7 separate regions of the Mus musculus genome follow, and regions 1, 2, 3, 4, 6 and 7 are each linked to region 5. The links are chromatin loops, found by intact Hi-C in ENCODE. Cell type or tissue: heart. All regions are shown on one strand. Links, peaks and the distances in the headings refer to the core of each region. The heading gives the core; the rest is flanking DNA. Region 1 overlaps Slc9a9 (solute carrier family 9 (sodium/hydrogen exchanger), member 9). Region 2 overlaps Slc9a9 (solute carrier family 9 (sodium/hydrogen exchanger), member 9). Region 3 overlaps Slc9a9 (solute carrier family 9 (sodium/hydrogen exchanger), member 9). Region 4 overlaps Slc9a9 (solute carrier family 9 (sodium/hydrogen exchanger), member 9). Region 5 has its middle 30 kb from the start of Gm32018. Region 6 overlaps Slc9a9 (solute carrier family 9 (sodium/hydrogen exchanger), member 9). Region 7 holds the start of Chst2 (carbohydrate sulfotransferase 2).

Region 1 (4,315 bases), core at 168-4,167, 86 kb after region 5:
CTGAGCATCACTGTCCTTTAAATGCTTCCTGAAGCAAGTTTGGGAAACACACACTAAAGCGTAAACTAGAACTTGGTAAACACAGGGAGACGGCAACTCATCTTGTAAAGGCTTATAGTAATTAATTTCCCTTGAGAGGGACCCTTGGCCCATATGAGATCTGCACTGAAATATGGCCAAATAAGAACTTAAAAAAAAAACCCTACTTCATAGGCAAAATCCTATTTAATAGCTGCTATGGGGGATACTCTCTGTTGTCCAGTAGCTAAGAATGGGCCTAAGAAAAAAAGCTCCCTAGCCCTCTTCACCACTGACTTCAGTATGACCTTGGGGGACTCTCCTATGTTTATGTTTCTGTATTTTGTCATTCACAAAATTTGGCTAATCCCGTAAAGTGATCTCAGGACAGACACATCATTAGATGCAGCTTCAAACACACCTTGCTGACTGAATCCTGTGGTTAGGTACAATAACACAGAGTCTATGACTCTTGAGAATCAGTTGCAGGTTAAACTGGAGCCCTCTTTAATGGTGCCAAACGTCTCCTGTTCTTCTCTTGCAGAGTTTAGGATAAATGCACCAGGAGATGCAGAGAATCAGCCAGAGGCCAGGAATGACTTTTAAAAAATGGCAGGGTTCGTCTGCTGTTTGGTCTTCCAGTGGAAAAGTGGGAGTCACAGGACAAAGAGGTTCAGTAGATGGAGCCAGGTGGTGTGTCTGGAAATCAGAGCTATCCGGTGGCAGGAGCATGGTTTAGAGCAGTGGCTCTCAGCCTTTTCTAATGCTGCAACTCATTAACACTTCCTCATTTTGTGGTGACCCCCTGCAACCATAAAATCATTTTTGTTGCTACTTTACAACTGTAATTTTGCTACTGTTATGGATCTTAACGCAAATATCTGCTTTCTGGTGGTCTTAGGTGACCCCTGTGAATGGGTCGTAACCCACAGGTTGGGAAAGGCTCAAGCCCCACCCAGAGTGGCTGCCAGTTTCCTTCTGTTATCCGTGGATCTAGATGTAGAACTCTCAGCTCCTTCTTCAGCACCATGTCTGTCTGCATACCACCATGTTTTCCACCATGATGATAATAGACTAAACTTTGAACTGCAAGCCAGTCCTAATGAAATGTTTTCTTTTATAAGAGTTACTGTGGTCATGGTGTCTTTTCACAGCAGTAAAACCCTAAGACAGTGGTTAGAGCTAGGAATTCGGGAGTGTGGGGCTTTAAGGACTGACGTATTGCACCATGGCTTTGCAAAAGTGGGTGGGGCATGCATCTTTCATTCAGAAAGATGGTGCATACTGCCAGAATTCATCAAGAAGGAACTTAAGGAATGCTTCTCAGGGCCAGTGAAATGGCTCAGAAGGTAAAGGTGTTAGCCACCAACCTGATGACCCGAGCTCAATCTTTGAGACCCTTGTGGTAGAAGGAGAGAGCTGACTGCAGCAAGCCTGTCCTCTAACCTCCAATAAAATTTAGAAAGAAATGCTTGCTGGAGCAATGAATGAATGAATGAATGAATGAATGAATGAATGGAGCAGTAGAAAGATGTAAGATGAGGCATTGCCCAGGAGATGAAGGATGCTAGAAAACAGAGTGGGAAGGCCATCAAAGGAAGGACGAGGGTGAACATGTGGCACTGCTGTCAATAAGCGGCAAGGAGGATGAAGCACAGATCTGGGAGAGCCCTGCAAGGGAGAGGCAGGAAGGACTTGGAGCCCATCATCTTGAGTGAAGTGAGGAGGTCAGTCGGGTGGGGGTGGGGAGAGTAAAACCACAGGTGAGAAGACAGTAGGGGCAGTGATGGGGAACTAAAAGAAGGAGACAGATGACGGGAACAGCCAGGGAGAAGGGCCAGGGAGCTTTCAGGAGGGAGGACATGTTTGTTCAAGGACTTGGGCCTGAGCAGGGCAGAACCAATATAGGTGAATGGTCGGAAATCTCACGGTTTCTGGAACTGGAAGTTTTCAAATTGCACAATCCTCCTCATCTTCAAGTATCCTCGCCAAGCAGCAGAGTCTCTCCCGCATGACAAATCCACCTCAGCTAAGCAGCAGACATCCTCTTCTAATACCACCGATAGTTTCTTTGGCAGCCTTCCCACCCACCACATCCTGCCCCTCCCCCCAACAGAGACACAACTGGACCTCTTGTATTTCCCTTCCAAATATGGCCTCAAGCCTTCTTCCTGTCCTGCAGATCCTCACTCTTCCAAGGCCACAGCTAGTTTACAAATAGCTCTTGTATAAATTAGGGAAGGGAACTCACTGGCTCCTGGGCAGATGATGTGGAGAAGGTTCAGGTGAGAAAATGAGACAATCAAATATCTCGGAAGAAGATCTCCTGTGTTCTGGGCGGGATGTGGAGCAACAGCGGAAAGTTCAGGAAAGTTTCTCACAGAAATCAATATCTGAAGTGAGTTACCAAAGAGCCTCGGGAAGGCCCTGGGAAGCAGCGCAGATGCTCCCTGCTCCAGGCATGCATTTTGGAGGAAGGCTGCCTGAGGGAGAGATCTTCCCAGAGGCTTGAACAAAAGCAGGGGTGAGAAAAGGGTGGTTTTCAGTACTGGAGAGCATGTTTGTCCAAGGTGTTGGGGGTTAAGTGTGGGGACAAGGTAACAAGAGATAAGAGGGGTCCCAGCTCTTGGTTTCACACAGAGATAAGACAGAGTCAAGTGTGCCTGTGAGAAATGTCATTCCAGGAAAGTGAGAGTTTTTTTTTTTTTTAAACTAGGAGAGAATTAGGCCTCAATGAGACATTTGTAAGTGACCTGGTCCCAGCGGTTGGCCCAGAACTGGACTGTATTTTACCAAGCTCAACTAGGTGTTTCACCCACACTTCAGCTCTAGGTGACTTTGCAAGATTTTCCTAGAGAGCTGGCAGCTTTTCTCCTCCACTGCTAAAGCCAGAAAGGACCAGGATCGGGGAGGCACAGATATTACCCTTGGTCCTTTAAAGATGTGATGGCGTAAGCATCTCCCTTTCCTCCAACTCTCAACAGGTGATCATGTTACTATTTAGAAAGTGAAACCCAAATGCCCCGTTGGCTGTTGTCTGACATAAAATTCCAGACAACATTTCTGCTGGATGAGGTGGGGGAAGAGAAGAGAAGGCTTGGGGCTTTGTGGGAAACGGTCATTTTCTTAGTCAATTCTTAGTCACCAGCTGGGATGGCGTGTGAGTAAGCCCCGCTACAGACAGCACTTTGTCTGTCCTTCCACTTGACTTTATAGCAGGCTTAACTACAGAGAAAGGACATTCCCCTGGCTCTTCTCTAAGTAAGGTTAACCTAGAGATGGCCTTGGGGAAAAGAGAGATGGGAAAAATCCACACTGTGGCCATCACCTCCTGGAGATTCACTGGCTGAGCTACCAGGAAGTGCATGGCTTGATGGCTCTGTGTGGACATGCCTTCCTTAGACTCCAGCAGTGGTGAACGCTGGAGGAGCTGGCAGACGGTTCCCAAGGCTGACATAGCACTCAGAGAAAAGCCAGAGCCCCTACCTCTGTAGCTTTCCAGAGAGACACTGGAGGAAGGAGGACATATATACCCCTCTCAGCCTTCCCTTCATCCTGGCTCTGAGGCTGGGAGGAACTCGGTTTGAAGTTCTCAGATCTGATAGAAGTCCAGCCAAGTTTGACTCATTAATGCGATACCCAAGATCTAACTTTAAAGAAGCCGATAACTTATTATCATCTCTGCTGATAAGGCTAGATCTCCTTGAAGTTTCTCTCTAGAAAGATACTGTGAATAGTGACTCTTCCCAAACTGTTCCCCTGGACATTAAGAATTTGCCTTCTATTAATAACACTTTGAAAGTCTGATTTAACACCCCTCCTTCCTTCTAGGAAATGATTGAAACGGAAGTCCTAGAGCATGGGGGAGGACTTCCACAGATCGTTCCAGAGGTGCACCCTCCTCCTGATAGTCCTGGGAGGAAGGCTCCCACAGCCAGTTCTCCAAGCCAGGCCCCACACAGTCTTTGGTGGTCTGGCACTGCTTCCTGGCCACTGTTTACTCTGCACGCAACTTCACAACAGCCAACTGACTTGCGTCTGTGGATCGTAGCTTAGGAGAATATATTTCTATTTTGATATCTGATGGGGAACAAGATGTCAGAATTACTACTAATTACTAGTACTAAGAAACAGACTTCCTTTTAATTTACTCAAGGAGTGGCAGGGCATAGAACCTCCCTTTCTATCATTATTCCCTGAGAATCCAAAATGCCAATGGAAGTGAGGGGTTTGGATGGGCTGGGGAAGAGAGGGCTGGAAACAGATTTTTTTGGGGAAGTGCTACTAGCCATGTCTA
Region 2 (4,315 bases), core at 126-4,125, 130 kb after region 5:
ACTTGCCCCTCTTGTCTTCTCTCTGAATGTGGCTTTGCCTGGAGACAGTGAGCACACCTAGTGTTCGTTTGACTTATACGGATTTTGCTCGCTCCAGTTGGACATTACAGTTTTTGTGTAGGACACATGTGACTGTGCTCATTTAATGGATTTAAAAAACCGTGGCTTGGAGGGGGCAGGTTGGAGGGGGCAGGGAGCCTGAGGTTTCGTATCCAAGAAGTCAGAACCTTAACTTGTGCTTTGTACCCATCCTCCCCATCCAAGAACCTGTCAAGTTCTACCTTCCTCTCCCAGTCCAGCTCAAAGGCATCACCTCTGTACTTTTCCAAAACCAAGGGATGAGGGCTCTCCTCTGAGGTTGTATAGCAACTTCTCTAACTTGCTGACAACTTAAAACAATTGGGGGAAAAGCCTGAGAATTCCTGCACGAGGGCACAACAGGGCACAACGCCAACAGAGCTCAGGCATTCAGGATCTTTTGAACATGACCACTTCTGACCACTTCAAGGAATGATGTTTGTTTTTTAGTTTTTTTTTTTTTGTTTGTTTGTTTTGTTTTGTTTTCATATTTTTTCAGCCCAAGCACAAACACATGCATGCCCTGACACCAGCGACACAAATAATATTTATTTCTAATTCTGCAATGTGCTCTGATGTATTAAAAACTTCTGGGTAAGAGCCTACCAAACTGATTGCGAGACCTACTTATGAGTCCAGAAGAGAAGTTTGGAAAATCTCGAACTGAAATCTCCCTAAAGCCCCCCCAGTCTTCTTAGCCATTTGCCACAGCCTGGGCTCACCAGAGAAACAGGCTCAGCAGGAATTTAGGTGCATTTCCTACTGGAAACACAAACATTCCCGACAAGGCTGGGTCAGGAAGGGGAAGCCTTAGCCAGCCAGAGGACATCAGCTCCTTGCAGGAAGGCCAAAGGTGGCCATGTCACAGGGGCCATGTCACAGTGAGGCATCTTGGAGGAGTGACATTTGTGGGAACCAAAGATGCAGGCGGAAAGATTTCTCAAATGCTGTGTCTGAAGACTGAGAGGAAAATTACATGCTCATCATAATCTTGGATATACTGGGAAATCAGCAGGAATTTAAAAATAATAAAAATGTAATACATTTTTTTTTTTGGTTTCTATCTGCATAGAGCGTCTGCAGGCCTTCAGGCCTGTAAACCTGTCACTGAATTTAGTATCATTTCAACTTTATGAAGCACTTGATGTTTGCGAAGCGCTTGTACAATTACCAATCACCATACTGTTCATCTTCTGAGCATTGTAGCTCACAGACGGGCCCGAGGACTTCACATATAGAGTGAAGGGATTTTTTTTCCTCTCAAAAGGAGAAACATTGGTCAAGTCAATTAAAGAGCAGGCTTCTGAGCTTGCACGACTGGAGCTGCTTAAGATATGGGGTGCTTGCTTCTGGAGTTCCCTTCACCTCTCAGCACCCTGAACCTGCCATGCCGGCAGCCTCTCCAGACAGGTACCAGCATGCGACACTTGTGAGGACCCAGAAGGACTCAGTGCACGCGGAACAGGAGAGAGAAAGGCGCTTGTAACCCAAGCCTGGGCCAGCAGCACATGAGATGCGGAGGACAGTGCTGGTTGGCAGATGCTAGAGAAAAGCCGAGAGGACAGCACAGAGCTGTTGCAGACCCTTCCAGTGACCGCTCCTTGGCACACACTGGGAGCTCAGGCATGGGTTTGCATAGCATCCTGTGTCCTGGCTGTGTTTACAGGCAACTCGTCAACGAAACCCAGTACACTGCTGCCTTTCAAGGAATTTTGAGGAAATAGCTTCCAGGGGTGTCAAAGGCAATGGGTTCAGGATGTGTCTGCTTCCTTTGGGAGGAAGGTGGCTCCCCTGGGCTTCTTCCCCTACTTTTGAAGGACAGCAACATTAGCTCTTCTGTAGGCAACAAGTTGCCCTGGGGGCTGAATGTGACTGAAATGCTGGTGACATTGTAGTTTACCTGCTAAACTTCAAAAAGCACCTTTTTTTTTTCATTGAAAGCGAATTTTGACCCACACACTTTCCGTTAGGTTAGTTAAGGCCTCTGTCAGAAATCCTGCAGTCTCTGCGAGTAGATTGCTAGTCAAATGCCAGATCAGCTGCATTTTTAGCCTGAAAGCATTCTACTTAACCTTGGCCGGAATACTTATACCACTGGATCATCTTCATTAGGGGAAATATAAGACTCAATCTCTTCATGGGAGGATACTTTTGTATTTTAACACATTTATGTTTTAGCATACACGTCGAAGGCCCCAGCACATCATTCAAAGTAGGAATGAGACCGTCACCACCCTAACGTTTACCCAAGCAGGAAACTGGCGGGTATTTGGGAAACAACTCTCTGAGATCGTTTTGTTCTCCCTGTCACATCACCATAGTACACCTGGTCACTAGTCATTATTGTTCTATCAACGGTTCGTTCTCCCTGTCATATCCATATACTTAGTCACTAGATATCATATCAAAGGCACCAGGTGGCTCTGTGCTTAAGCATGCTTCTGCTCTTAAGAAGGAAAGTCTTTTTCTTGCCCATGACGTGCGTGACTTACAACCTGTGTATGGAGAATGATCCTCCATGGTGCTGGCGCTCTCCCTGTCTCCCCTGAGCTGGTGCCCATTATAACCCTTTATGGCTTCCACAGCTCCTTTACAATTCAGCTATCTGTGCGGCCAGAAATCATCTGTTGAAGCCTAACCCCCAGGAGTGGAGTGGCACGGAGAGGCAGGGCCTTTGGGAAGTGCTCCCATCACAGGGCTCTGCTCTCATGAATGGGACTTCCATCCCTATGGAAAGGACCCGGTGATCCCTTTACTTCTGGGGCTTCAGAAGAGGCTTTAAGATATACCCTGGCCCCCAATACCCAAGGAAGAAAAATCAAGAAAATGCAAGTGAAACACCTGCCCTTTTTATGAAGGAAGACACTGAAATCAAGTCCAATCCTGGAAGTATTCAGTGTGTAAGTGCCTGATAAATGACTCTCACGGAAATGAGTGAAAGACACTTTGGTTCAGTGTTAGCCACCCAAGCCACCAGACAACATATAAATCAATCACAGTAAGAGAGAATTCTTTTCCTCTTCCTCTTCCTTCCCTCTAACTCTTTCTAAGACAGGCTCTCCCTGGAACTCATACAGAACTTTGGTCTTGAACTCACAGAGATCCACTTGCCTCTGCCTCCCAAGTGCTGGGATCAAAGGCGTGCACCACCACACATTCTGCTGAGGATTCTTACAGTCACTGTAAGTGTGGAATACATAAATGCTTTCCTTACTGGAAATTAGCTTGTCCCCCACACACTGCCTTTCATCTCTTTCTTCTGGTTCTCCTGCCCTTGCATGCTTTCTTTTATCCATGGATAACCACATCTGTCACTGATTTTCCATCTTGTTACTCTCCTTGTTTAGGACACTCAAGCTCCCTTCTCGCTATTGAATTCCACTTTCAGAAACTTCAACTCCTCCATGGACCCTTTTCCACACGACAGAAAGAATGGTAATTATCACTCCATCAAGCCCTTCCTCTGTTAAGCATCAATGCAGTTAGCTTTGTCCACACATTTATGAAGTGGTGTAACATCACTGAGGGGGTGTCATCAACATCTCCACCCTGTGAAGGAAATGTTAATTAAGGGCGGTCTCTGCTGTGTGGGCTCTACAACAGCTTCATAGACAGGCAGGTGCTGAGGAACTGCTGTCTTCCAGAGACACCAGGTTCTGCCTCCTGCAGGTGGTAATCTGTGTAGCCAGCAGCAGCCAGTTCATGCTGATAATGTGTCTCTGGTAGCTCATGAACTTGTTGGCAACTTGAATATGCCCTGGCTGCCACAGTTGAGGAGTGACTAAGTAACAATTAAATTTTAAACAGAAGACACCAGCCCTCACCGGGAAGAAAAAAAAATATGAAAGTGAAATTCAATACTGGCAACAATGAGGCAGTATATGTATTTGATCTTGAAAGAATTTCCATTTTTTTCCTTTGAATATTTTTAAACGAAATGACAGAGTACTAACCTAGAAATCATCAACCTGACATCACTTCACTAATGGTAACACAGCACAGCATCACCTACAAGGGGCAATTCAAAGGCTTCCTTTATCATGGGAGGTACAAGAGGAATAATTATCATCAAAGCCTCGTATTGCTTCCATTGTGGAATCAAAAAAAAATTACTGCTCTTCTCTATCAAGTCCGAATTGCTATCTATGGTGTAATTTTCAGAAAAAAAACCATAACTATAGGAGGATGGTTCGTAACTTAGGAAAGATTAAACGTGAAACAACTGTGTGTGTAGCAC
Region 3 (4,315 bases), core at 135-4,134, 94 kb after region 5:
GTCTTTGTTTACACATCTGTAAAATGGAAATAATGAGGACTCTCTACTTAATTTTCGGGGAATCAATGCAGAATAGAAATGTTTAAAAACAACCACTATTTCAAACCAGTAGTTGTGTGGAACTTTAAACCAAGTACACGGACCTGAGTGGAGACCTTGGTGACTACGGTCTTGTGTCTGTCAACCCGGCCCTGGAGATGATAAGATCGAGAACCAGGCTTGTGGGGGTTAAACAGCCCCCAACATTAACTGCACTGAGCCCACGCACGGCCCAGGTAAATGCCATGCATGTAGTGTGATTGCTTCCCTGGTGTCCAGCTTCACTACCCCAGCTTGCCTGGCCTGAATCTTAATCTTAACACTGACTGACTCAACTGGATGGCCTTCCAGAAGTCACTCCAGCTCCTCTAGGATCAGAGTTTCCCGCTGTGTGTCCCATAGGGATTACAGAAATCTCCAAAAAGCTTACCAGCTCCAGACCTGTCTTGGTTGGCTACGTGACACGTATACACATGAGCAGGGCTGGAATATGCTTCTCGAGTGCTTTCACCCTCCGTAGCCTTGCAGAGATTCTCTTTGGATTTCAAGATCCGTTCCCATAAAGAAGTTTCTACCTTTTGAACACACACACACACACACACACACACACACACACACACACACACACGAAGGGCTCTTAGATTATCTCTAAAATTCCTCCGAAGGTTACTCACTTCATCCATGAGTAGCTGGAGGCTTAGCTTGGGAAGGTTGCAGGGCTCAGGGGGCCATGTGGTGTGATGGGGGGAATCCAAGTTAGTCCTCCACAGCGTTACATTATATTTTTTTAATAGACTAAGGCGACATCAGGGGTGTTTTCATCTATGATTGCACTTTGTAATTATTCTGTCTGCAATAATTTTTTCATAAGACTAAATAGAAAAGGAAAAAAAAAAGCAAGACCAAATTGTTGCTTGTTATTTTGGCTCTCTTTATGATTCTTTTAAAACCAGATTATTCTTGTTTTCTCAGAGCCTGGATACCCGACAAATGTGGATACCCAGGACCGCCTGGGCTCCCTGGTTTTTCTGTAGTTGGTTTACATTCAGCTAGGAGAGTGGAGGCTTTCCAGGTCCTTTCTCACGTTCTCAGTTGAGTAAATGGATACTGTCTGTACTAAAGGAGCCCTTCCTGAATCTCTATGTAAGTGGTATTTCGGGCCATCTAGTCATTCCCTTCAAAGAAAAAGGTTAGAAGAAGGAATGTTTTCAGTCCCGGGTTCCTCCCAGGCCTCTCCGTGGGGCGTCTTGTCCCTGCCTGGAAAGTTTGGAGCTCTTCTCAGGGGTAAGGAGTTAAGGGGAAAGCCTGGCTGCTCCCTGGGTCCTGTGTGCTCACAAAATGAGCCTTGGTGGTGCAACGGGTCTGGCTCACTTTAAAGGCAGTTTTTATGACTTTATTTTAAAGAAGAAATTAAAAGTTTCACTTTGAACATGAACTGGCTCGGGGCCAAATGCATGCTCATTCCTGGGGAACAACATGGTGCCTTGGTTTTGTTGTTGTTGATGTTTTGTTTTGTTTTGTTTTCTTAGTTTTTGAGGCTTGGTCTCTTCTGAGCTGGGTGCCACCCTCCTCCTGTCATGGAGACCTTGCTGGCAGGATTCAGGTCAGCAGGTCTTCAGAACAAGATGTCCAGCTTTGTAAGGAAGCACAAGTGCTCAAACTCTGAGGCACGATGATTAGAAGGGCCAGCGTGGGACCATGAGTGAGGTCGTAAAGCAGGAACTATTCCAGTGGCTGCTTTCTTAGCTTTTCATGGGGCTGCGGGGTAATCTTTCTCAAAGGCTGCTATGGATTTACAATTGGTTTCAAGCCAACACGAGCTCTGAGAGGCTCAGAGTAAAGGAGTGAACTGCGGGGGTGGGGGTGGGGGTGGTTTGGCCTTTGTAAAACAAAACCAGATCATCTAACATTTTTTTTTTAAATCCCGATTTAGAATCTGAATTTGCACTGAGTTGGGAGGTGAATATCTTCAGCTTCTTGTTCGCTCTCATGGCATAATGGACACTCTCTGTGTGGACAGTTTTGTGTGAGCTTTGAAGAACGTGTAGTTAGATGGAACCTATGCTAGCGAGCCTCAGAATAGTAGGGGCACTGTGCCATGGTGTGCAGAGAGGGTGGTGATGAGAGTTGGGGCATTCAGAAGAGTCTGTGCCCCAGGGACTCCCACATCCTCACTTGACTGTATAAACAATGTCAAGCCCACAGAGTTGTAACCTTCATATGTAGAAAATCATATTTAAGTTCTAGCAAACATCTTCTGGGCCTCTAATCATCCAGTGCTAAGATTGTCGTTGAGTCAAACCGGATTGTTTATCTGGAAGGATGTGGGATGTCCTTAGGCTTCTTCTTTTAGATACCAGGAAATGAATTCTGAGAAAGGTCAAGGTTGTAAAAGGGAATAACTGTAAACAGTTGGATTTCCAGAGAGCCCTTTGCCATCTAGCTCAGCACAGATTAAAATGGGCTCTTTCTTCCATCTACCTGAAGTGAACTTTGCTTTTGAACGGTTTTTATTTCATGTGTGCTGGTATTTTTCCCTGCATTAATGTCTGTGTACCATAGATGTGCCTGGTACCCAAAGAGACCAGAAGAGGGCATCTGGATCCTCTGGAACTGGAGTTACAGACAGTTGAGAGCTGCCCCGTGGAAGCTGGGAACTGACCTCTGGTCCTCTGGAAGAGCAGCCAGTGTTCTTAACCATTGAGCTATTTTTCCAGTTCCCAGGTAGTCTTTTCCTTAAGAGCAAGTTGAAGTTGGACCTGGTGGTTCAGATTGGTAATTCCCGCTCTTCTGGAAGATGATACAAATTCAAGGCCTACCTGGGTTACAGAGTAAATCTGTGGCTAGTCAGGGCAGTTAGTGAGACACTATTTTAAAAATAAATACATTAAAAATGGCTGGGGCTCTATGTAGCTGCCGAGAGGAGTGCTTGCCTAGCTCAGGAGAGCTCCTAGGTTTGATCACCAACACTCCCTAAAGAGAAGGCCCACTGTATACTAACTGAAGCTGTCTTTCTGAGCTTTGTGACCTCCTTAGAGGTAAGCACCTCCCTCCCACTGGGGAGAGTTTGCAATCAGCAATGAAGAGAAGACCATCCCAGAAAGCAAAGGCAGAGAAGACTCCGAGAGCCATAAAGCAAACACAAGCATGACTTTCCAAGTTTGATATTGCTATTTTCATTCTATCTAAGCCAAACAGAGACTTTCCACAGCTTGGGAGTGAAATGACGTATTACTTTGGCATGGGGTCAGAAATGGCCTTCATTAATAAACCAACATGCCTGTTCTCCCTGGTTGGTTATGACCCTCTCCTATGGCTAGGTGGGAAGTCAATGCCACAGGCATTTAAATGTCAGACTGTTATATAGGACAGGGCAGGACTTAACCATTTATTTGACCTTTCACATACATCATCTTGTGTTTCCAAATGTATGTACAATCTTACTTTTTAGAGATAAGGAAAGAAAAGCACCAGAAAGGATGACTTAATAACAAGAATACAGTTAAAGTGGCAGGTGTGGGGTCTAAACCTGGGACTTCTTACTCCAATTCAAAATTCCTTGTATTGCCTGAGAATTTAACTTTCCTAAGTCATAAGATAGTCTTTCTTAGTTCCCAGAGAAAAGCAGACTTCCTCTTGGGCAGGCTGGGCATTTCTGTTCTCAAGCACTACACCTTTGACCTTGAGAACAAAGGGACAATCACGGAGAATTAGGCCCAAGTACAGTTCTATTAGAAGCAGGCAAAATGTCAACCTACTGACATAAAGGAGAAATTATGAGGACAGTTCCTGCTCGCTGCATATTTCCTTAGGATGTCCATCCAATTGTGCGGACAGCCATGAGGACAGGAAATACGTTAGGAGGGTTCTTTTTGCTCTACTCGTTGCTCTGGATGACTTTGTCCCCCCCCCCCCCCCATGAATCCTGAACACCAACCTTAAATATCATGAAAAATGTGAGAGAACACTGACATTCCATATCTCAGTGTGTCTAAGAATGTTCTAGACATGGTCTTAGAGAATATTTTGAAAATACACCATGCTCTCTCCAATGGGTAAAAGTTTATACGAGTTAGTACTTGTGACAAGCAGAAATATTCTATTTGTCTCCTAGAAGGAGAAACAAAACAGGAAGCTCCACTATTCATGAAGGAACAAAGCCTGGATTATGACATTTTTGTCCGTTGCATGATTTCTTAGATACAGAGGATTGAAACATCTCAGGAAAATAATCAATCGCTCTGTCATTGTGTCAGAGGTACAGAGTAAGACCTAC
Region 4 (4,315 bases), core at 128-4,127, 110 kb after region 5:
AGCCATGGCCATTCAAGTATGTTTCCAGTACAAGGGATCTCTTGCATTTACAGTGGAAAGAAAAGTAACAAAGGAAGGAAGGAAGGAAGGCAGACAGACAAGTCCTCTGTGCCTGTGCCCTAGTCTGTTTCTTATCATCACAACAATGTACCAGAGAAAACATCTGTAGGTAGGAAGGGTTTGTTTTGACCCAGGAGTTCAGAACTCTTAGTACATGGTCCATGACTCAGTATCTGAGTGGTTAGTAAGTGCTTGCTTGGTTGACTGTTGTTCCTGGGCCACTGTGAGGTCTAACATTAAAGTGCAGGGAGCATGTGGTAGAGGAAGCTGCTCACCCACCTGATGATGGTGGGAAGAGAGGGAGAGAGAGAGAGAGAGAGAGAGAGAGAGAGGCAGAGAGAGAGAGACAGAGATTGAGAGACTGAGAGAGAGAAAGAGAGAAACAAGAAGGGCCAGGGCCAGTTCAGACCCTGTGGGGCAAGTGGAGCGTGCCACCAGACAGAAGAACTGGCCAGGTTGAAGCAGGTTCAAAACTCCAGGGAATCTCAGAATTGAGAACAGCAGGCATGGAACCAGTTCCCTGGCAGGCTCTACCTGTCCTGGCACACTTAACTATGACACCTCATGGAGAGGACCATTACAACATAGCATAAAGACCTGGAGTTTTCCATGCTGATTAGGTATCTTGATAGGCACTGAGTGTTTAGCCAATGAGCATCCCTTCCCATGCATTCTGCCCCTCCAAAGGTATTTTATCCCTGGTTCACCTGAAGTAAGACATGTGCATTTATACCTGCCATAAATAAAGTATTTTGGACAAGGAAGGACTGTCTCTTTCATCAAGGATCGCTATGGGGGGTCATCCCACGATTGCGTCATCATAAAGAGCTGAGCCTAAATCTCCCAGAGAAGGCCTTCTCTCTTTCAGCCCCTGTGTACTCTCATCACTCACCTGAAACTAAATCCGATTTCACCCAGTGCCAGGCTCAGCCATCCCCTTTCTGTCTGGTACGCAGGGGAGGCTCAGACTTGCAGACCCAGTCCCATTCTCAACTCCCCGTGGTCCTCAGAGGCATCCGGGCACACCGTAGACCGAGAACCACAGCATTGGTCCCAGATCTCGCTGTTTCTCACCCGGAAGAACACAGGCTGGGACCGTGTCCTGCCTTCTGTGAGCAACCTGCCAATGGCACTCCATTACCTCAGTGGTGAGGCAGATGTGCAGGCCAACAAGATCCTTTGAAGGCATGCCCCCAGTGACTCACTTCTCCCAGCAAGGACCCATTTTCCGGTTTCATTGCCTCCTAGTGGTCTATTCAAAGTTTGAATTCATAAACTAATTTTATCATTCACTAGATCAGAGCCCTCATGATCTAGTCCCCATTACTGACATACCCAGAGGTATGCTTTGTGAATTTTCTAGGTATCTCTCCATCTAGTCAAGCTGACAGTCAACTGTATCCATCACACATACACACACACACACACACACACACTCACACACATGCTCACACACACACACTCACACACACTCTCTCTCACACACACACACACTCACACACACTCTCTTACACACACATTCACACACACACACACACACACACGCACACGCACACGCACACGCACACTCATACACACAGGCATGCACACACTACATCCCTCCTACCAGTACATAATACCATCACTTACAGGTTTGTATGAGTCAGGACCCTGGGGAGTCAGCCCTAACTTCCCCTTGCCTTCATCCCCTTCCCATGTCTAGTGCATATGTAATGTCTTGTAACTCTACTATAAGAGCTCCATGGTGTCTCGATTCCTGGATTCCCTAGCCTGGTAGCTTCCATCTTTTATCTACATCAGTGCAACGGCTTCCTAAATGGCTTCACACACCAATCTCCACAGCACAGAGAGATCTGAAGAGAAGTGACTCAGAGCACATCAGGCCCATGTTTAAACCCTGATGGTTGTGTACTCCATTTAAAATGGAAGCTCCACTAAGGTGACTGTGACCCATGGGACAAGCTGCCTTGTGGCTTCCCCTTAACACTTCCCTCCTCACTCACTGATTTTTCCTACATTTTAGTCAGGTTTCTGTTTCTTAAGCGTGCTTAGGCTGTTCCTCCTAGTCTTTGCACAAGCCATGCCTTTTGTCTAGAATGTTCTCTCAGTTCCTGAGGAGACTCTGCCTTCTCACCTCACTATCAGAAAACCCTTCTCTCACTATCTCCTTTCACATGGCCCCCAGCTCCTCCTTTCCTGTTACATCAATTATGATCACGTTGTATAATATTCGTCTTGTTAATCTGACCTCCCACTACATTATTCCCCTGAAAGATGGGTGAAAATAGGGGCTAAATCTTTCATTCATACACCAGCACATAGTAGGCACTAAGTATTCGTTTATCCAGTGGGGTGTTATGCCTTTGTGTACTTGATGGTCACAAGACTCTCTTGTCTTCTAATCATGGATTACAAATAGGAATAGGAATCACCCATATGGTGAACACATATTTTTTTCCTCAGTGATAATGACCCCTTTGAATCTGTCAGCATAGTATAGAATACTCGTTAAAAGAATATGAACTTTTAGGTTCATTCCACTGGAAAGCAAGTGCGCATGGCTCTTGGAGGTCTTCTGAGAGTATACTAGGGAACCAGCAATGTGCTATTGTAGAATTTCACCTGGAGTTCATGAGAGAGGCTCTTGATAGGATGGAAAGAAAAAAGCCTACGGTCCCCCAAAGGGGCAATGATAAATCCAAGTGAGGGCTTCTTTTTTGAACAGTCATGGTCTCCCTCATGGTAAGTTTAGACTGTGGTGGTATTTAGTGGAGGGGTCTCTAAAAGGGACTCCTCACAAATGTGTCTGAATTGGGGGTGGGAGATCAATTTTAAGCACTGGGCCTGAATGTATAAGAGGTTACCTTACAGAGCCATATGAATGTCTTCGCCATTCTAACCATGCTCCTATATAACAGTGAAGTCTGGATGGATGCTCCTGACCCTCCTGGGTCATCTCCTGTTCCCATCACATTGATCCAGCTCCACATGGTGCTGGGAGCCCAGGTCAATGCACTCTGCGCTATCAGAACCTCCAGTCCCCACAAGGATGTCATTTCTGTCACTCTTGAGCACCACTGGGAACTTCTTGAACTTCCCCAGGTTACAGAAGCTCATACAGATGTCTGTGTTTCTTTAGCTGCTAGAAGATGTTCAGGATGTTCATCCTGACTACTTTGACTGAAGTCCCAATCTCCTCACAGACTTTTCTGCACGGTACTGTTTTTCTTTGCCTGTCTGCCCGTGAGTCTCGGTGTTTATATTCTGCTGTTGATTTTGCCTCAATATGTTCCATTGATGTAAAAATCAGGTCAAAAGGCATTAGTGGACATTAAACCTTTCACCCACTGTGGGCCTTGAACTTTCCACTTATGCTGACCTTTGAGAGTGGCATTGTTTGGAAAAGATCACAGAGTCAAAAGACAACTTATCAGGGAGCCATTTCCAAGGCCTGGTGGAACCGAGAGCTCACGCTCTGCTTCCCTGCTTGAAGCAAATGGAAGCCAATGCTGTACTTGGCGGACGGGAGGAATTTCCTGTCGGGGCTATTTTCAGATCCTCTCATTCAGGGTCTCTTGAAGGGAGCGAGAGAGGGAGAAGAAGGGGAAAAGGGGAAGGTTGGTTAGGGCAGACATATCAGTAAAGGACTTGATTGGGACATAGGAAAAAGAACGAGACGCTCAGACAGGACAGTAAGTAGCACCACTTAGAAAGAAGATGCCCTCATGAGACAGGTGTATGGTTTGCCTGGGGAGATCCTCCATCTTGGTACCATTTGATCCTTACTGACATGAAAGTGGAGACCACTGCCCAGTAAAGCAGTTAAACCGTTTCATCTAGTTGTCGGTGGTGTAGTGGGGGTTGGTATTATGCTACCATTCGCAGTAAGACTCACAGTTGTCTACTGGGAGGCTCGCCTGATCCGGTGTTTCCTGTTGCCTCAGGTTCCTGGTTCTGGAGGAGGGACTCGGCCTCTCTGGCTTAGGGAGTTCCCATTGTTTTCCCTCCCTTGTATCTTATGGTTCCCCTTTTGGTCTGTAAATTATCATCTCAGCTCGGGGTTGAAAGCCCTTGGTGGGAGGACACAAACCATGCATTTCTTGCCCAGCCAAATACTCAATTCAGATGCTCCTGGACCTCTCTGCTGTGGTTCACCCTGGCTGGTTCTGGGTTTGGACCTGAGGTTTTTGAGAGGGGTTAGGTAAGAGGAGACCCTGAGAAAGCCTTTAAAATACTGAAAGATGTTGGTGGCAAA
Region 5 (4,315 bases), core at 156-4,155:
GCTTCTTAAAGAATAAATAAAATCACTTAAAAAGATAGTTTTAGAAATTGACCTAAGAAAACATTTCTTTTGTAATACCACAACATTTTAAATATTTGAGAGAAAGTATAGAACTTATATGAAGCAATGATAGAATTTAAACTGATGTCTGATGGAGTGGAAAACCTTAAATCTTTGGATGGGCAGGCCATATATTGTAACAAGTCATGTCTGTCTTAGGATGTTAATGAAATACCCAGAATTCTAAAGCAGACATTTTTTGATTCAGCAACTAATGCAATGATCTTACATTTCATGTGAAGGAACAGAGCCCATGAGCAGCCAGTAAATATGCAAGAAGCCACACAGTGAAGGGGCAGCTGCTTGGCTGAGTACTGAGATACTAAATGCACCATCATAAATCTATGTGTAGAGGCAGGGGGCAGCTGTATAGATCAGCGCACAGATGGACAATTCACAAATAGATCCCATTCTATATGAGAATTTTGAATATGAAAATGTGGTATGTGTTTTTTTCAGTAGCAGAAGAATGGTTTGTTTAATAATCTGTGAGTACAACAGGCTCTCCATCTGGAGGAAAATTAGTTTTCTCATATCTAGGATAGCTTACAAGAATAACCCCCCAAGGAATTACAACGATGGGACTTGTGGAGACCTTGTGTTTTGAAGGTCAACTCTGCTACTTAACTCTTCCTAACTCCATCCCACTGGACTAACTCATCCCAGGATGATGAAGGGGAAGCTGAAGGACCAGGGGCGAGGCCAGTCAGATCTGCCCAGCAGAAAGGAATCGTGCAAGTCAAGGTTTCAAACCCACCGAAGACAAGAGGCGTGGACAACTGGGAGTGTCTGTGAGAGAATGATAGTGGGAATCAGGGAAGGGTAGGCAGAGGACAAGCAGGACTGGGGAGAAGGGAAGAAGAGAGGAAGGCAGAGAGACAGAGATGCATAGAGAGACACAGAGACAGAAGGGATATAAAGAGATATACAGAAAGACACAGAGAGTCAGAGAGAGGTATACAGACACACACACACACACACACACACACACACACACACAGAGAGAGAGAGAGAGAGAGAGAGAGAGAGAAAGAGAGAGAGAGAGACATAGGGAGAGAGACAGAAAGACAGAGAGGTACACAGAGAGATACAGAGACACATACTGGTGTTATAACTCAACAATAGTCAATATATACAACATAGTACAATAGGATTATGAAGGAAGGCCATGGGATGGCTTAGTTGTCAAAGGTGATTTGATCATGATGGAAAGAGAGAAGTTGCTCTCTTTCCGATAGTTCTCTGACCTCCAAACATGCAGGGTGGCATGTGCGTGTGCATGCCTGTGCCCACGTGCACCCACAAATAGACACACACAAACACACACACACACACACTGAGTGAATGAATGAATAAACAAATAAATGCAGAAAAAGGGTCACAAAACAGTCACATCACCTAGTGGCATTGCCATAAGAGGCATCTCTCTAGTGTTTGGAGGGCTGTGCTGACACAGACAAACCCACCCACTCCTAATTCTATAAAAGAATAGCACGCACAGTACACTTACATACAGTCCCCAACACAAGACAATGCTAAGAAAATTCTGTTACTACAGGGTAGAGACATAGCTCTGCTGTGAGTAGCACTTGCTGCTCTTTCAGAGGACCTAGGTTCTATTCCCAGCACCCACAGCTCACAGCTTCTGTAACTCCAGTCCCAAAGGCTCTGATGGCCTCTTCTAGCTTCTCTAAGAACTGCACACACATGATAAACAGACACACATGCAGGCAAAACACTAATACATGTGAAATATAAATAAATAAATCTTTAAATAAATCTCTTGCTTTTTTTTGTTTGTTTGTTTTTGTTTTACAGCTACCGTCTCTACTTCAATAGTTATTTTGGAGTGCACTCCTTACACTTAGAGACAGAGCCTGGTGTCATGTTGATCACTAGCATTCACAGCTCGTGTTATTCTAGTGCCCGATGCTACCAGGAGCCCACCGCGAGCACTCGGCTAAGCAATGATGTTTGTGCAAGTGGAAGTAACTCCAGACATGTTTCTCGGAATGTCACTCTGTTAAGTGACACATGATTGTGTGTTTGTCATCATCTGGGATCATTTGTTGTTACCCTGAGTCAGAATGGCTTTCCTACTTGCTTTCATTTGCTTTGGCTTCTGGCCAGCCATTTCCTGTCTCTGCAGCTGTTTCTTTGAGGACAGGAAGGCTGATTTCATCTTAGGTGGTGAGGAGGAAAATGTCAATTATTGTGTTAGAAAACTAAGCAAAAATGCTGTGTTCTTTTCTCCTTTGTAAAGACCCCTCCCCCCCCCCCCCCAACCTGGTCACTAGAGATAAGTGTGGGGACTGGGCGTCATTCCCCTATGGCCTGAAGAGAGTCTTCAAAGACTGTTTGGTGGTGAGTAGTTGCCCTCCAGTCCCTGGAGATTGGCTGAGGGAAAAGGTAGGTGTGGGGGGGAGATAAGAGTAGATGCTGGCTGAGCAGCCTGGCTGGGGGAAGCCAGTGCACTGACCCTCAGGCCCGAGCCTGGCTTGGGTACCAGAGGAACCACAGCTCTTAACGGAGTTTCTGGGAGAGGAAAACAGCCAGAGAGGGGTGGAGGTGTCTGAGCTCAGAGTCCAAGGCAATGCTTCGCTTGTGAAGTTGGCCATCTGAAGGACTAATGGATGCTAGAAAGAAAGGGCAGTGGTGGGTGGCTTTCAAGACGCCAGATGACACAGACAGAGAGATATTTAAGGAAGTTGTAAGTACGGACAGGGACAGAGTACATCTAGAACTTTCAAGATCACAACCTGGTTTCTGTCATGGATCCAGTGAACTACCACTCTGGGTGGTGACAAAGAGGCCTAGCACAGTCACCAGCCATGCCAGTTAACAGAACTTCCCAGGCATCCTATGAAGGGAACAGGCTGCCCTCAGAAAGGGTATTAGAGTGTGGCGGCTTGACTGAAAAAGGCTCACAGGCTCGTATATTTGAATGCTTGGTAGAGCTGTTTGGGAAAAGATTAGGAGGCGTGACCTTGTTGGAGGAGGTGTGTCACAGAGGGTGTGCTTCGAGGTTTCAAAAGCCTACAACAAGCTCAGTCTTTCTCTGCGCCCCCAACTTGTGGCTAAGATGTAAGCCCCAGCTGCTCCAGCACCATGCTGGCCTACTGGCTATGCTCCTTGCCATGGTGGCCAAGGACGTCTGGAACCATGACCCCCAAATTAAATGTTTTCTTTTATAAGTTGTCTTGGTCATGGTGGCTATTCACATGAGTTAAAAAAAAAGTAACCAAGACACAGCAGACTTGCACAGCCTTCTGCAGTGTGTGGTTAGTCAGGTTAGGGTTTTGATCCTAACTGGCCATTGGCTGGTCATCTGGATGGGCTTGTGGACCTGCCAAGCCCCCTGAGAGTTATCTTATGGCTAATAGGAAAGTGACGAGATCTAGTAGAGCTGCTTCCACAAGATCATGAGCAGGGCAGGCACTTAGTCAAAGTGAGATTCTCTTCACTCTGTGGTAGTAAGGATGGCTTTCCCCAAGCTTTTGAGGTTCCATCCACTTTTAGTCAGGTTTACCTGGTTCTTTCCCATGGTATGAGGAGCTTAGAAAACTGTATTCAAGGTATGGTTATGACAGCTTTCTGTTGCTTTGCCAAGAGCGGCACCCAACACACCGAAGGTCTCAGTGCTAGAGAACGAATGAGGCAGCTTTGAGTAAACCACTGGATTGTGCTGTTGGCACCTGAGAGTCACTGTCATCTGAATCATCTCCTCCTTTCAGTTGCTAGTTTTCCACAAAGGCCTGCCACCTCACGAGTTCACTACCAGCTCTCAGATCTCACATCACGCTATTCGTGTTAATAGGCACACAAAACCCAAGTTCAAAACCATGTTTTCCTGTAAAGTAGGAAACAGAGTTTTGTTGGATCAGTTAGAAATGACTGGCCACTGGAAACTTACTTAATTAGCAATTTGCTATGATTTCTTGGCAATCATCCTGTTTGCTCAGAAGATTTTGCAAGGTGAGCAGAAGCCGCAAATAGAGTTCAGATGCAATAAAATCCTTAGGAAAACGAGGTTGAACAGTTAGCAAGGTTAAAATGCTGTTATGTTTCTGCAATAAATAGCTATTAATTTGCATTTTTCCAGTTTCTTTTTTTTTTTTTTTTGTATTTGGAAGTTGGTGGCTTTATACCTTGGCTTCTGACATTTTTGAAGTCACCAAAGGACTCATATAGATGGGCACTGAGCATGGAGAGTTTTATGGATAAAATGCCTTTGAAGGAGTATGGGTTTTGCATG
Region 6 (4,315 bases), core at 244-4,243, 110 kb after region 5:
GCCTAACAATGGGAAGGGAAGGCTGCTGTGGGGAGAGGTCTCTCCAGATGGAGGTTCTCTGGCACACTACGCTGCATGACTCAGAAGGAGCCCAGATTCTCGGAGCAGATGGGTGGCAGAAGGTCCCACAGACGCTGCGTGTCACTCATCAGGCTCTCTCTGAACTCCTTCTATGTGTCAGTCACTCACTGGGAACCAGGATGAATAAGAATCAGGATGAGCATGCGCACCTAAGGCCTCCACTCATCACTCACTCTCAGCGGTGTTCAGCGGACTAGGAGGGCCGCTCAGATATGAACTAGGGGACATTACCACATGGCACAGCAGTCAATTAGAAGGAAAAATACTTTGCAGCTTGGAGATGGAGACAGAGGCTGATTACATCCAGGACAGTTGCAGGTCTTTGGTGGTGGTGGTGGGGGGGGGGGTAAGAGGTGAGTGGGTGGGTGAATGGTGATAGTGGTGGTGGTGACATTTCAGCTTGAGTCTTAGAGTCAGACTTAGGGGTTATTTTGGAAGAAGAAAGGGCAAGGTCACTCTAGCGAGGAGCTGGCAGTTATAAAGCCATGGGTCTCAGGCTTTATGGAACAGTAAGAACCTAATGGGGGTCATAGCTTTTGGCTCAGAGACAGTCTGTGCAGGTTCTTTGGTCCATGTTCAAGTGCTGTATGCTGGAGAGGCAGGCCTCATTGGTCTTTAATCTGGGCTCCTGATGGGGGCCTTTCAAGCCTGGCTCAGGCTACCTGTACACTGCAGAATTGTACAGAAACCACAACCAACTTACTGGAAGTGGCTCACTGAGAAGTCCAGTTAGCGTTTTTGCTACAGGCAAAGGAATCTGAGGTTTTCAACAGGCTGGTGTCAAGGTCAGATTTGATGACTGGGGAAATTCTGGAAGCAGTATCTTAAAGAAGAAACTCAATAGGGAGACTCATGAGTAAGAAGGGAGCTGATGGCTTAAGTCACTGGCTCTCAGTTTGGGTGCATATTGAAACCACCAGGATGGTTTTAAAACACCAAACCAGGGCTCTGCCCCAGGCCAATTCTTTAACATTTAATCCAAATAAAATCTAGACCAGGTGGCTCTATGTGTTCACTCATTGCAATCTGTTTTTGTGAGTCTTTCTTCAAAAAACATGTATCTATGTAGGTACTTAGTGGAATCTTTCCTTCTTCAATATAGACTCATAGATAAGAGAGAACAAGTTGAGGAAGATGAGGAGGGGTTTGGCAATGCTGAGAGAATATCCAAACAACGGCTTTTGGTGCTTATTTCTCTATGTGTCGACTGACTTGTATATAGGTATATGATTATTACTGTATATATGTATATGATTATTATATTATCATAATATTTCATTACTGCATACTGTATATAGGTATATGGTTATTACTGTATATAGGCATATTATTATTATATTATTATAGTATATTATTACTGTATATGATTATTACTGTCTCACCTTTATCCTTTGAACATGTACTTATTATTCAAAGTAAACCGATGAAGTATCCAAAGACCTGGAGACATTAAGTTAACTTGTTCAAGATCACAGGGCAATTGCAACTGCCAACTGACTGTCATAATTCTTTGGAAGAATGATGAATTACATGAGCATCTCTTTTAGGGTGAGACTAGATCATTGTTGCTCATAAAGTGCTTTCCAGTGTTTTCTGGCGGTCTCAATTCCTCCTGGTGTGTGTACAATACTGTGGTCCTGGGAGGTGATTTTTCCCTACTGTGATTCCTGTCCACTGTAACTCAAAAGAAAATGTCCTCATCAAATGCACCTTCATTTTGTTTAATCTTTCACAGATTCCTGCAAACTTTGGTTTGTTTTGCTGATGTCACTTACGAACCAAATAATAATCCTCCATGTCTGTCTAGATATCAGAACCGACAAGCAGGACATTGTTGGTAGCTAGACTATTCATGTCCATGCTGGGTTCTTACTCTTTCTGAAACATCTGGACTCTCTACACAAATAGTCAGCACCCAAGATGGATCCCATGTCTAAAGCCACAGGCTGGTTCTTGAACAGAGCTGAAGGCCAAGCAGCCTGGGCTCCAGGAGAAGGGAGTGATTGTAGCTTGTGAGCTTCATGGCTGGCTATCGATGAAGGATGCTGGAAACTAGGCACACAGCAGAGTGTGGAGTACTGAACTCTGAATCTGCTGCCTTCAGTCATCAGATCGTATCATTCCCTAGGAATGGATTCTAGCAAGGGGCCTTTAGTCTATTTGCTATTGTTCACTCTCTTGACAAAACTCCATGCATTTCCTTAGCATCTGCTTCTAAAATTGTCATGGGGAAGAGAACCCAACCGTTCCAGCTGGGTTCCTTCCAAGATTCCACACTGGCTGAGCGGACCTTAGCACATGCTATAGGAAGAAAAGAAAGCAGAGAAGAAGCGGCACTTCCCTCCCATCTCCACAGAGAGCCAGCTTCTTCTCATTAGTTCTTTACTGAAGAAAGCATTTGTTACAGTTGCTGTGAGATGGACTGCCCTGGACAGGGGAAATCTCTGGGTCAAATATTTAGTTATGTCAACCAGTTGAATGTATTAATTTAATCATCTGGATATTCAATCTTGATCCCATACATGTCTGCCAAGAGTGACATGACCACATACCACAAAGACCACACAGACTTGGTTCTCGAGTGAGGTCGTGGCCCATAAGCAGACCCTTTACCACAGCCAGCAGACAGTTGGCATAAAGATGTGATTGCTGGATTAATATCCTTGGTTACTAGGTTTGGGGAAATATCCTTAGCAAAGGTGGTGTGACACCATCATCCTAAGAAGTAATAGATATCTCTGGGAGAGAAGAGGCTAGCCCAGGTCCAGCCTACATCCAGAATTTCTCACTGAGAGCCAGCATGGATGCCAGAGACTGACAGGTTTTGCTTCACCATCCAGTTTTCTCCTTGACTTTCTTTGTGACATCAAACTTCAGTGTTCTTGTCTACAAAGTGGGCTGAATTGTGATTCCACACTCTTGATGTTTGCGTGGATTAAAGCATTCATATGTGCAATGGTGACAGATAAAGGACATGGTAACAATGGCTCTCTTAGGAAGTGACCCAAGTCCTTTTCTTTATCGGTCAAAACTCTTCAGGTCACCACAGCACTGTAACTCACACACTAACTCAAAAAGGTATCCTTAGATTTGTATAATTACAAACTATATAAAAGAGGTTCACTAGGCTGGGCTAAGAGCACAGAAGGCTATACATTTTAGAAAACTTTGCACATAATTTCATGTGTAAAGCCAAACAAGTTTTCAGGATTAAGGCAAGCTTGTTTACTTGTGTCACTTCTATTGAACAGAGTAACAATGGAGGTCCTAGCTGGATTAATTAAGCAAGAAGAAAGAAAAGTGATTCATCTTGAAAAGAAGTAATAAAATGATCACTGTTTACACATTGAAGATCTTAAATAAAAATCTTACAGAAGACTATTTGAACCAACCATTAGATCAGAAAGTTGTAGCATACAAAACCAATGTGCACGAATGAGTTAACTTACCATATACCGACAATAAGTAAGAAAGAAAGGTAATTAAGAACTCAGTGCTGTTAATGAAATGGTAAAAAAGGATAAAGATGTTAGTAAATAAACACAGGGAAGGGCCAAGACCAGAATGAATGCAGACAGAAGTAACTGGAAAGACCCCTTGCTGCCATGTGTCAGAAGACAGGATCGTGAAAGTGGAACTGTCCACATTACAAGCTGATCTAATAAATGTAGTAACATTCTCATGAAAATGCCAACAGCACTCTCAGAAAAACCAAAACCAAAACCAAAAATTCTTTTATCAGATGGAATCAGAGGAGCTGTCATGTAATCAAGACATGGACAACAAAGACAAAAGGTAGAGCCTTCATACTGCCTTATTTCAAAACACATTTCAAAGCTACAGTGATCAAAACAGTGTAGAATTGCCATAAGGGCATACAAATAGATCAATGGGGTAAAGAAACCAGAAATATAAATAATCTTGTGTACATGGTCAGATTATCTTCCATGAAGTGCCAAGATCATAGAATGGGAAGGTCAGTTTCTCCAACAAATGGCTTTGAAAAACAGCACGGCTATGTAAAACAGTGAAGCTGGATCCTTATCTCATACTGTAAAGGAAACAAACTGAAAGTGGATGAAGGCCCAAGAGTATAAAACTCATAGAAAAGAACAAAACAAGGAGAAAAGCCTTGTTTTGGGCTTAGAAATTACATTTTGATTTGACATCAGGAATAATAAAAGGAAACAAGCCAAGTATGTGATAACAAACTATGAAGCTTTACAGTTGAGGA
Region 7 (4,315 bases), core at 193-4,192, 130 kb before region 5:
CTCTAACCTCCACCCATCCTGTAGCTGTCCCATTTTACAATGGAAGTTTATTCCCTCATCAGCGAAAGAAAAGTATACAAACCAACGCAGACCAAACTAAAAAGTAACTTTCAACGTCCAAAAACGTTTTCCTTTGCGATCAAGTTCTTTGATCTCATCTCTTCCTCTTTAAAGTCAATGGACTCACTATCACACCACAAATTTAAACAAAGCGCCCTCCCCTCCCCCCAGCAGCCCTGTCTCAGAGGGTGTCAGCAGAGGTGGAAACTCCACAAGCCTAGAACATCTGCCGGGCAGGAGGTGGGGGTGGGATCATCGAAACCTTGTGGCCTTGTCCAAATCCAGGACACTCGGAAAGGTTGCGGAGAGGCATACTCTGAAGCCTCTTCAGTGACCCCGGGCCCAGAAAGATTTATTACTTCCTCCTTGAGGGAGAAACCACAAACCCGCTGGAATGGGCTAGCACCAGGGCCAAGGCTTCAGAACTGGGTTCCCGCTGCACACAGCGCTGTTGGGCGGTGCTGCTCGCGTCCTAGGAGGGGACACCAGTGCTGACCGCTGGGGATGAAAGGAGCGTACGTCCGGGGTATTTCTGCTCAAACTTTTATCACCAACTCTTCTCCAGAGCGAATCCTGGGAGCCGAGTCGTGCAGCTACAGAGAACCCAAGTCTCCGGCTGTGCGGGCGAGCTGGGAATCAGGCGCCGGCGCCGCGCCCCGGGCGCACCTAGAGCTCTGTTCTGCTACTAACGGCTGGAGGCCCTAGCAGCGCCTCCTTGAACCGGGTCGCATCTCCAGCCCCTAAGGAGGTGGCGGCGGGAGTCTGGAGCTGCGAGGAGGGCGGGTGTGGGACAGGCAGAGGAGGAGGGGAGCACGGCGAAGGGGAGGAGCCGGGGCGACAGACGGCGGCGCGCACCAACCCCGAGCGGGCTGGCAGGAGCCGCGCAGAGGCCGGCCCGAGCGCGTTGCAGGCGCCCGGCGTAGGGGGAGTCGGGTAGCAGCATCCTCCCGGGCGCCGCTTTAGTGCGGCCGCGGCGGGGGCTTCCTCTGCCTCGGGACCTCGTAGGGCAGAAGCCGCTGGTGACGCGGGGGTGGGGGGTCCCGCTCTTTTGCCTTCAGCTAGGTGTACAGAGTCCTGGGCCAGTCCGCGGCCACGGAGCGCCGGGGCTCGCCTGAGCCGCCCGCCAGGACATCCTCCGGGTGATGGAAGAAGCAGCCGCCGCTGCGGGGCCGCGCTGCACCCTATCCGCGGCCGCCGGAGGGATGGGAAGGTTCGCTACGTGGAGGCCAAGAGAGAGCGATGGAGAGCAGAACAGCCTGGAGCTGGGGCGTATGTAAGCCACCCCCCACTGTCGCCTCCTGCCTGCTTCGTGCCCCAGAGCCTGGAGGGAAGCAGCGGTCCCGAGAGACCTAAGGAGACGTCGCTGGAGCCGGGACGCGCCGCGCTCGGTGGAGCGCAGAGCTGGGCTCCGGGCCCGGTGAAAGTTTCCCCTCCCGGGGTGCAGGGCGCCCGCTGCTGGAAAACTCTGCCTAGGGCTAGGGCAGCGGAGTCTCGCGGCTCCCTCGAAGGCTTGGGGACCCCTAGCAGAAGAGAACCGGAGAGAAACCGAGGAGAGTGCTAGCCGGACAGTCCGCCGGTCGGGGATCTGGGGACGCTCCGAGGCGCACCCTCCGCTCCAGGTGAGTGGAGGAGCCCGCAGACTAGAGGGTGGGCGTTACTCAGGCGGAGGAGGCATCTGGACCGGAGACTGGGCTCACCCATTCACTCCGCTTCCCCTCGCAGGTCCTTCTCGGAGCCGCTGCCATGGGAGAGCCAGCCCTGGGCGCCGGGGACCAGCAGCCTCTGCCGCCGCGCCCGCCTCGGATCGGCGGCCCCAGTCCCGGCGCCCGCAGCCGGCCTGCAGCGTCCCCCTCCTGGGCTGCAGGGCCGCCTCCGCCGCGCCGCCGGCCCCGGCTGTGCCTGTGATGAGCCGCAGCTCGCCGCGAGCTCTGCCCCCCGGTGCGCTTCCCCGGCCGCTGCCGGCCGCGCCTGCCGCCGTGCAGCGGGCCCTGCTCCCGCCGTGGCCCCGGCGCGCAGGACGCCGCTGGCCTGCGTCCCCGCTCGGGATGAAGGTATTTCGCAGGAAGGCGCTGGTGCTGTGCGCGGGCTATGCACTGCTACTGGTGCTCACGATGCTCAACCTCTTGGACTACAAGTGGCATAAAGAGCCGCTGCAGCAGTGCAACCCCGACGGGCCTCTGGGTGCCGCGGTAGGGGCGGCCGGGGCCGGCTGGGGACGGCCGGGGTCGCCTCCTGCAGCGCCACCCCGCGCTCACTCTCGCATGGACCCCCGCACCCCGTACCGCCCTCCTGCCGCGGGCGTGGGGGCAGTTCCCGCAGCCGCGGCTGGGAGTGCAGGAGCTGCGGCCTCTCTGGGCAATGCTACTCGAGGCACCAGGGGTGGAGGGGACAAGCGGCAGTTGGTGTATGTGTTCACCACGTGGCGCTCGGGCTCGTCCTTCTTCGGTGAGCTCTTCAACCAGAACCCTGAGGTGTTCTTCCTCTATGAGCCTGTGTGGCACGTGTGGCAAAAACTGTACCCCGGGGACGCCGTTTCCCTGCAGGGGGCAGCGCGGGACATGCTGAGCGCTCTCTACCGCTGCGATCTTTCGGTTTTCCAGCTGTATAGCCCCGCAGGCAGTGGGGGGCGCAACCTCACCACTCTGGGCATCTTTGGGGCAGCCACTAACAAGGTGGTATGCTCCTCGCCACTCTGTCCTGCCTACCGCAAGGAGGTCGTCGGACTGGTGGACGACCGCGTGTGCAAAAAGTGCCCACCTCAACGCCTGGCACGCTTCGAGGAGGAGTGTCGCAAGTACCGCACGCTGGTTATCAAGGGCGTGCGGGTCTTCGATGTGGCTGTGTTGGCGCCGCTGCTTAAAGATCCAGCCTTGGACCTCAAGGTCATCCACCTAGTACGTGATCCTCGTGCTGTTGCCAGCTCCCGCATCCGCTCGCGTCACGGCCTCATCCGGGAAAGCCTACAGGTGGTGCGAAGCCGGGATCCAAGAGCCCACCGCATGCCCTTCCTGGAGGCTGCTGGCCACAAGCTTGGTGCCAAGAAGGAGGGTATGGGTGGCCCAGCAGACTACCACGCTCTGGGTGCAATGGAGGTCATCTGCAACAGTATGGCCAAGACGCTGCAAACAGCCCTGCAGCCTCCTGACTGGCTGCAGGGACACTACTTGGTGGTGAGGTACGAGGATCTGGTGGGAGACCCCGTTAAGACCCTACGGAGGGTATATGACTTTGTGGGGCTGCTGGTGAGTCCCGAAATGGAGCAGTTTGCCCTGAACATGACCAGTGGTTCGGGCTCCTCCTCCAAGCCTTTCGTGGTGTCAGCTCGCAATGCCACTCAGGCCGCCAATGCCTGGCGGACCGCGCTCACCTTCCAGCAGATCAAACAGGTGGAGGAGTTTTGCTACCAGCCCATGGCCGTGCTGGGCTATGAGCGGGTTAACAGTCCTGAGGAGGTCAAAGACCTCAGCAAGACCTTGCTCAGGAAGCCCCGGCTTTGAGAAGGGTTCCCAAGAGATCTGACACTCTCCGGAGACACCCACAAAAAGGATGGTGTTGTGTTTAAACAAACACAGCCCAGACCCAAGCTGAGGAAGCCCACATATTCTATTATAGATATATAATATAAATAACCACACAGGCACTTGCTGTCAACGTTTTGAGTCAGTGCATTTCAAGGAACAGCCCTCAACTCACACGTGCAAACACACACACACACACACACACACACACACACACACACACACACACACACACACCCCTCAGAAAAGGCAAGACTTGAAAGTTCTGACAGATTGCCCTGTGTCCCTGTCTCTTCTCCCTCTCTCCTTCCTCCCTCTTTCCCTCCTCCCTTCCATATTGAAGTGGAATGTTGATAAATCAAGTTCCAGTAACCCAAATCTTGTTTACAAAATTTTCGTGGTATCTGTGAATGTGTAAGAGTAATTTGGATGTGGGATGGGGTGGGTGGAGAAGGGGGAAGTGACCCCCAGAGCAGAAAGCCCCCACTGGGCTGGTAAATCAAGGAGGCAGGTCTTCAAAGTAGACTTTTGTGTCAGCAAAGGTTATATGTGAGTATTAATAAAGAAGATAATAAATAATAGTCTTTTTATATTTGATTCCATTACTCCGGCTTTACCAGTGTTACTTGTCTCTGTAGCTTCAGGTGGACCCTGTCCCTCCATTTCCAGCCATCTACTTGCTAAGCTGGGACAAGCCTCTGCCTTCTTACTAACCGAGAGTTGTTTTCTCACATGTA

Evidence for each region. Hi-C counts contacts between places; a loop is a spot of excess contacts. Peaks named below come from ENCODE experiments on the same cell type or tissue, not always from the same donor. Only the 100,000 strongest peaks of a DNase experiment are listed, where the experiment ranks them.
Region 1: it touches region 5 in a loop (2.5-fold over the local background); 2 of 42 quality-filtered maps call a loop at or near these places.
Region 2: it touches region 5 in a loop (3-fold over the local background); 2 of 42 quality-filtered maps call a loop at or near these places.
Region 3: a loop joins it to region 5, with 2.3 times the contacts of the local background. A loop is called at or near these places in 2 of 42 quality-filtered maps.
Region 4: it touches region 5 in a loop (2.1-fold over the local background); 3 of 42 quality-filtered maps call a loop at or near these places.
Region 6: a loop joins it to region 5, with 2.6 times the contacts of the local background. A loop is called at or near these places in 3 of 42 quality-filtered maps.
Region 7: a loop joins it to region 5, with 2.7 times the contacts of the local background. A loop is called at or near these places in 3 of 42 quality-filtered maps.

The regions. Positions count from the first base shown.
Region 1 is chr9:95,192,128-95,196,442 of GRCm38, reverse strand. All of the region lies in intron 14 of Slc9a9 (solute carrier family 9 (sodium/hydrogen exchanger), member 9), which reads right to left. Among named protein-coding and RNA genes, the nearest start is that of Gm32018, 120 kb to the left of the region's middle. In heart, for the core only: no CTCF peak of the experiment used is centred there; a DNase peak (open chromatin) is centred at 2,112; H3K27ac peaks cover 1,919 bases; H3K27me3 peaks cover 573 bases.
Region 2 is chr9:95,146,880-95,151,194 of GRCm38, reverse strand. All of the region lies in intron 14 of Slc9a9 (solute carrier family 9 (sodium/hydrogen exchanger), member 9), which reads right to left. Among named protein-coding and RNA genes, the nearest start is that of Gm32018, 160 kb to the left of the region's middle. In heart, for the core only: no CTCF peak of the experiment used is centred there; DNase peaks (open chromatin) are centred at 904 and 1,814.
Region 3 is chr9:95,184,096-95,188,410 of GRCm38, reverse strand. All of the region lies in intron 14 of Slc9a9 (solute carrier family 9 (sodium/hydrogen exchanger), member 9), which reads right to left. Among named protein-coding and RNA genes, the nearest start is that of Gm32018, 120 kb to the left of the region's middle. In heart, for the core only: a CTCF peak has its summit at 2,620 (motif pointing right); no DNase peak of the experiment used is centred there.
Region 4 is chr9:95,170,008-95,174,322 of GRCm38, reverse strand. The region is part of intron 14 of Slc9a9 (solute carrier family 9 (sodium/hydrogen exchanger), member 9); the gene reads right to left. Among named protein-coding and RNA genes, the nearest start is that of Gm32018, 140 kb to the left of the region's middle. In heart, for the core only: no CTCF peak of the experiment used is centred there; no DNase peak of the experiment used is centred there; H3K27ac peaks cover 236 bases.
Region 5 is chr9:95,277,947-95,282,261 of GRCm38, reverse strand. No RefSeq gene overlaps it. Among named protein-coding and RNA genes, the nearest start is that of Gm32018, 30 kb to the left of the region's middle. In heart, for the core only: no CTCF peak of the experiment used is centred there; a DNase peak (open chromatin) is centred at 2,181; H3K27ac peaks cover 964 bases.
Region 6 is chr9:95,164,459-95,168,773 of GRCm38, reverse strand. The region is part of intron 14 of Slc9a9 (solute carrier family 9 (sodium/hydrogen exchanger), member 9); the gene reads right to left. Among named protein-coding and RNA genes, the nearest start is that of Gm32018, 140 kb to the left of the region's middle. In heart, for the core only: no CTCF peak of the experiment used is centred there; a DNase peak (open chromatin) is centred at 2,323.
Region 7 is chr9:95,403,941-95,408,255 of GRCm38, reverse strand. Chst2 (carbohydrate sulfotransferase 2) reads left to right here and starts at 986. Exons shown (of 2, transcript NM_018763.2): 1 at 986-1,679; 2 at 1,783-4,315. The coding sequence starts at 1,965. The coding sequence ends at 3,557. In heart, for the core only: a CTCF peak has its summit at 2,626 (motif pointing right); DNase peaks (open chromatin) are centred at 885, 1,435, 2,075 and 2,615; H3K4me3 peaks cover 3,008 bases; H3K27ac peaks cover 2,429 bases; H3K27me3 peaks cover 877 bases.